Linked DNA regions of Homo sapiens: region 1 is linked to region 2. The links are chromatin contacts, found by Hi-C or POLR2A ChIA-PET in ENCODE. All regions are on one chromosome and are shown on one strand. Each heading gives the region's core, a stretch centred on a gene start or an enhancer-like site at or near the end of the contact. The rest is flanking DNA. Distances are from core to core; before and after follow the strand shown.

Region 1 (3,128 bases), core at 499-2,998, 320 kb before region 2:
ACCTGTAATCCCAGCACTTTGGGAGACCGAGGCAGGCAGATCATGAGGTCAGGAGTTCGATACCAGCCTGACCAACATGGTGAAACCCTGTCTCTACTAAAAATACAAAAATTAGCCAGGCGTGGTGGCGCATGCCTGTAATTCCAGCTACTCAGGAGGCTGAGGCAGGGGAATCGCTCGAACCTGAGAGGTGGAGGCTGCAGTAAGCCCAGATCACACCACTGCACTCCAGCCTGGGTGACAGAGAGAGACTCCATCTTAAAAAAAAAAAAAAAAAAAAGAGAGAGCTAACATCTTCACTTTTTAAGGAAATAGACATTGCCCCCATGATTGTATGGATGACTAGATCATTTAAAACAAAAATTACATAAGGGCTTAAAGAGTGGCTCTTAAGTGTAAATGCTAGGAAGCACCCAATTAGTTATTATTTCCTGTATGTGTTGCCTTCATGGACATTGGTTCATATAGCCTCAAAAAGTCTATGAAGATACTTTTTTTTTTTTTTTTTGAAAGAGAGCGTCACTCTATCTCCCAGGCTAGGGTGCAGTGGCACAATCTCAGCTCACTTCAACCTCCGCCTCCCAGGTTCAGGTGATTCTCCCGCCTCAGCCTCCAGAGTAGGTGGGATTACAAGCATGCGCCACCATAATCAGCTAATTTTTGTATTTTTAATAGAGACAGGGTTTCACTATGTTGGCCAGGCAGGTCTCGAACTCCTAACCTCAAGTGGCCCACCCGCCTTGGCCCCCCAAAGTCCTGGGATTACAGGCATGAGCCACCGTGCCCGGCTGAAGATACTATAAACATCTTGATTTTTTACTGAGTCAGAAACTGAGAAAGGGAAAAAATTATTTGCTGAAGACTGCATGCCTCAAGTTTATACCCATTATACTACACTGCCTGCTTGCGAAAGTATGTTTTAAAAAATTGTCACTGCTGTGCAGCAACTCAAATTGTCACTGCTGTGCAGCAACTCAACTTTAAGTCTTAAACCTAGTTATCTTTTATCTTGAGCAGGACATATATGTTAAGCTGCTGAGGATGCTCCTTAACATGAGGCCATTGGGCGGGTGTGTGCCAGACAATCCTCCTAGTTGTTTCTCTAATACAGAGCTTCAGGTCGTCTCTTCCTTTTTCATCTTCTAGCCTGCCCTGGCCAAGTACCTATGAATCAACCGGCAAGGCGAGGGGTGTATTTGGTGGGCTATAGAGTGGAATTAAGCAGAATATCAAAAATTTTAGCCAATAACATTGAACCTCAAAGAGGAAAGTACTGCTGAGTTCTGATAGATGCAAGACAAGCTAAAGACCTCCTTAGCTCCATTGTTCTGCATCAGCACAATATGTCCTAGTGAGAAGGAAAGACATAGCAAAACTAAAAATGACCTGTTTTTCAAGAGCAATGTCTTTTCACCCAAACTTGTGAACTGCTTGCCAAAAGTCAGGACTAACATTGTTTTGTACATTTGCATTAAAAGAAATTATATCACCGTTGAAGAGCTGATCAGAGAAAGGGTATAGGAAAAAGGAAATGTTAAAATAAGCTGTAAAATCCAGCCCATTTATATCTGGAGTTTAGAGGCAGTCTAACAAAATGAATGTTCCATTTACTAATCACATTTGCCATTTATTCAAAACAAACACGGCTTGAGAGAGGATTAAATAAACATCCAAAAACTGTCGTTCTTGAAACCTTTGGATAGAACATTGAGTTGCATTCCTGCAGGAGAAATGCCAAGTGAGTGAGCCTAGTCCAAGTTTGTTTAGAAAGCCATATTTGGGAGAACCATGGAAGTGCGAACCTGATCATGTGAAAAGCCCAGGACTGTTCAGCCTTCTGTGGCAGTTCTGTGAGTTCTAGTACCAGACTATTAATAGGGAGTCAAGTAGAAATATCCTTCCTTCCCCTCCCTCCCTCCTTCCCTTCCCTTCCTTCCTTTTCCCTTTCCCTTTCCCTTTCCCTTTCCCTTTCCCTTCCCTTCCCTTCTCCTTCTCCTTCTCCTTCCTTCCTTTTCCTTCCTTCCTTCCTTCCTTCCTTCCTTCTCTCTCTTTCTCTCTTCTTTGGTGTGCTGAGAATAATCTGCAGACAGTGACTCTACAGATAAGATTGCAAATATTTTCCCTTCCTTCATTCCTTCCTTCTTTCCTCCCTTCCTTCCTTCTTTCCTTCTTCCTTTTTTTTCTTTTTTAACCACATGATTTCTATTTCCTTTAGCAAGATGTTATCATGTGAGGGAAGTCTTAGGTTTCTATATCCCTTTATTCTTAGTGTTAGCATTTCTTATTAAAGACAGATGTCTAGTTTTCTATTTTAAGGGTTATCTAATTTCAGTCATAAAAATGTCCTATAAATTAAGACATAACTTTGTCAATACTCTTCTAGAACATAATAGCTACCCCAAAATATTTGTTCAATGATGGGAAATTCATTGATATTTAGACCTTCAGAGATGAAATAAATATGTTGCCTTTGCTTTTCAAAGATGCCATCTTGCCCATTCATAAGAAAACTAAGACCCACAGAATGACTACCCAAGGCCTCACAGTATAATTAGGACTTTAACAAAAATCCATAAAACCTCTGGTATTGGGATATTTAAGATAATACATTGATATATACTTTATCACTGTCTTTGATAAAATAACAGTAAAACCATTTTAATGGGACACATTTTTATAACCATTGTGAATTTGGTCCTCAAAAAAGAACTCACTGAGATGATGAGATAATGCATATTCATCCTCTTTTACAGATGATGAAACATTTCGGAGAAGGCAAGTCAGTTTTCCAATTTTTCATACTATATAGATCATTGAATCTTTGTCCCTTATATACAGAATCAACAATATGAAATATGTGGAACTTGAAATCATAGTTTCCAACTTTTCTGCCTATAGAATGCCCATTTCCAGTTGCTTAACATTTAGATTGATAAACATGAAATTCATTAAACAGGAAACTGAATAAGAGACCTGGACTAATATTTAGGTATTACTTAGTATTCCATCCAAGAAGTGTCTGCAGACAGTGACTCCATAGATGATAAGGTTGCACATATTTCAGAAGCCAAATAAATGTTGTGATTAAATGATTCAAGTCTGTTAACCATTTGGTAGTTATGATGTAA
Region 2 (3,247 bases), core at 621-3,120:
TCCAGCTTAATTCCTAGAACAACCCTGTGTGAGAAGAACTACTGAGTGCTGACACTAGTCATAGTGCTAGACTCATAGCTGAATTCAGATTCCAAATTAAGTAGCCTGATTGTAGATACAACCATTCACATGCGAACATTTTGCTTTTTTCCTGGCTCAGCACTGCCAGTACTGCTTCTTTGAGGTACAATTATGCCCATTTTACAGATGAGAAAACTGAGACTTAGAAAGCTTAAATAATTTGTCAGTATTGTAAAACTACCTATCTTTGTTATCAGAGAAACATGACTGTGACCAACCTAGGTATATACAATTTTCCACAGCCATGTGAAAGTTTTATGACTCTTTAACATTTCTGGTTGTCTGCTATGCTCGGTGCATTGGGCTGGCTGGACCTTGTATATGTTGGGAAGAAGGAGGACTTACAAAGACTAAGATACAGTCTTTGCTTCCAAGAGGTAAATAAAAAACAACTAAAATATTCTATCATCCACACCTATTCCCTCTCCCTTCTTTTTTCAGCATGTTACTGGATGCTGCCTCTTTATCCATCTGCCCTGGTGGAGATCTTGAGGTTACAGGAATAGCCAAGAGAGACACAGGCAGAGTTAAGTCCAAAGCAGTCAGCAAAGGTGGGGAGACATAGATGGGTCCAGGTGGTAAGTAGGATTGGCCTTGTTATTGGAAGCTGAATGTAGTTACTGGACTTGGAGATTTCGGTTTCTAGAGAAGACAGCAGCTCTCCATGCCCAGTTTAATACTGTGGATTAGCGTGGGAGTGGCCCCAGACCCACAGGCAGAAAAGGCCAATGGTCAGAGTGGAGATCCTCAGGACACTCCAGGTGTCTGAGGGAACGTAGGTTTATCCCTCTTTATTACTAAGTGGATTGCTGCTCCCCCTTGCAGGCCAAAGCATGAATACTGGACATAGCCCACATCGAGGGTAGAGAACTTGGTTTTGGCTCTCAAGTCGACCACTCATCAGCAGATGACTGTGAGCAAGTCACTTCCTCCCTCCAAGACTCCATTTCTACAGGGATTCCATAAAATGGGCATAAGAATTTTCACTGTGCTCGTATGGACTGGATTAGGCCATCATGTGCATTAACACACTTGGCTGTGAGCACTAGGTGCAGCCAAGATGCTGATGGGAAAGAAAAGTCTAGGTTTTGCCCCCTGCGTCGTTCCTCGTGACAGGATTATGCTGAGGGAGGGCACATTAGATTGACTCACACATACTGAAATGGTCATAGTTATTGAGGTTACCCAGTTTCCAGGCCTGAACTAGTAAACCCAGCAATGAGAATCAGCCAGCATTAGCAAGTTTTCCGTGTGGGAGTGGGGTGGGGGTGGGGACTGGAGGGAGCAGGCGCTGAACCAGGAAAGGAGGAGGATGCTCATCATTGGCTAAAGATCCATGCCTGGAAATTAACGGCGTTAAAGTGAGACTTGCTTCAGGTTCCAACCCGGTAAGGCAAATGGAGAGGCTGTCAGGAGACCAGAAGTTTACCTCAGCTATTGCACCGACGCACCACGTGCTCTGGTGCACATCCACCGCCTCTTCCTGCCTCAGTTTCTCCTTTTGTAAAACAACAGCTTGTAAAGGCCTGGGGATCTTCTCATCCACGGGAGTTTTCTAAGGATGCAGGCGAAAGAGGTAGGAAAAGTACTCTGTCTCTGTCCTGGGTGTTCGGGATCAAGGCCTTTTGAACCAATTCCGGAATCCGCCACCGGGCGGTGGTAGGAGAGAGCCAGAGGATTCGTCAGTAAGTGTGCGTGCGTGACAGAGGGCTTTTAAATAGATCGCTTTGTATCTAGCACGGTAGCACCTGCTTCTAAGCTTCCAACGGCAGCTCGAGCAACGCGATCATTCAGAAGCGGCCGCTTTCCATTCACGTCTATAATTAGCGCGCAGGCTGCAGCTCAGGCTCGAGCTGCAAAGCGGGGCGGCGGCCTTGTGGGCGGGGCCACCACCTCCTAGCCCCGCCCCCTTCGAATTCCACCTTCCCAGCCCTTCCCAGCCAGGAGCCTCCTGCAGCCTCCTCCCCACCCCCACTGTCTGTCCTCGCCCTGGTTCTGGGCTTCGCTCTCGGCGCTCCAGGATTCCTGGACGACAGGGCCCAATCGTACCCTCACTCTGGGATCACTCTTGTGCAGTAAATAAGCACCTTGAAAGATGCATTCCAGGAGGGCAGCTATATTTAGAGTGGCATCCTCCTCTCCTCCCCGCACGCTCCTGCGTCCCGCCCTCTCCCCTCCCCGCCCCGCTCCCCGATGCCCCTCCCAGCCACCTCTCCCTCTTTGTCGCATTACATAGTAATCTGAGATGCACTGGATGTGCTCCAGGGAACAGAATGTACTTGGCAGAGACGCGGGGCTTGATGTCTGCAAAATGTCGGAAACGCAGCCAAGAGCTGCTAACTGGGTCATTAACCTCCAAAAGCAAAGCGAGGACTGTAAGGCCCGCTCTGCCTCCCTTCATCTCGCCAATAAAAGTGCCTCAGTGTGAGGGGGAAGAAAAAGCCCAAGGTTGACTGCTTTGATTTCTAGGCACCAAAGGCAGGCCCGTCCTCTCGTCCTGGCCCAGGCCCCAGCCCCTCCGGGCCAGCCCCTGCGCCACATCAGAGTTTACAAGTGACCTTTGAAAGGCTCAGCAACCCCGCAGGGCCATGCTTGCGCCTCAGCAAAGAAGTTACCCAGCAGCCGTTCCCTACCGCACAGCCTTGGACACATTTTCTTGGGTCCAGGAGGAGTTAAGGGAGTGGGGGTGAGTAGGGGTGAAAGGAGAAGGTTCCAGGTCCTTCACCTACAGTGAAGGGCTCTGCTGTCTCTCCCCTCCTCTGCTTCTCTCCCTCTTTTTCCTCCCCCTCCTCTTTCTTCTTTCTTGTCTTCCTCCTCTCCCTCTTCCACTTCTTTCTGAGAGCAGGCTTTGAGGTAGGTTCATGAATACATGGCCTGGGTCCAGGGGATTTGCATTCAAGCCGCTTGCAGCTCTGTTACTTGCTATGTGACCTTGGGTGAGTCACTCATTTCTCTGCTTTTAAATTCCCTTCTTCTCCATTGTTCACCACAATAACACCTTCCTGACATACATCACAAAACAGTGAGGCCAAATGAGAAAGTCTTTCCCTGACCGCCTTGTCTTTCACCCCTCTGAAAGCCCTGAGGTCCAAAGTGCCTCTGGCCTTGTGTGTACTCCTGGAAAATAGGAATACAAGTGGTCTCACCAGAAAGATTCAAACGTTTG

What was found. Hi-C counts contacts between places; a loop is a spot of excess contacts on that map. ChIA-PET counts read pairs that join two places held with the same protein, here RNA polymerase II (POLR2A). Pooled maps may share reads with other maps.
Region 1: a map of prostate gland shows a loop between it and region 2 (2.3-fold over the local background). The contact joins the enhancer-like site here to the promoter of TPRG1-AS1 in region 2. A Hi-C loop is called at or near these places in 7 of 168 maps with a recorded cell type or tissue (IMR-90, MCF 10A, PC-3 and 4 more) and 6 of 50 pooled maps. POLR2A ChIA-PET finds 5 or more read pairs at or near these places in 1 of 52 experiments (MCF 10A).

The regions. Positions count from the first base shown.
Region 1 is chr3:188,622,768-188,625,895 of GRCh38, forward strand. All of the region lies in intron 7 of LPP (LIM domain containing preferred translocation partner in lipoma), which reads left to right. The region is part of intron 2 of LOC124906316 (a long non-coding RNA gene); the gene reads right to left. Among named protein-coding and RNA genes, the nearest start is that of LPP-AS1, 56 kb to the left of the region's middle. Within about 2 kb of position 1,749, at least 10 of the 41 ENCODE cell types and tissues checked have a DNase peak (open chromatin) inside an H3K27ac peak, as active enhancers do; they include heart right ventricle and prostate gland, where a contact is called at or near this core.
Region 2 is chr3:188,945,769-188,949,015 of GRCh38, forward strand. TPRG1-AS1 (TPRG1 antisense RNA 1) reads right to left here and starts at 1,871. Exons shown (of 2, transcript NR_046873.1): 1 at 1,511-1,871.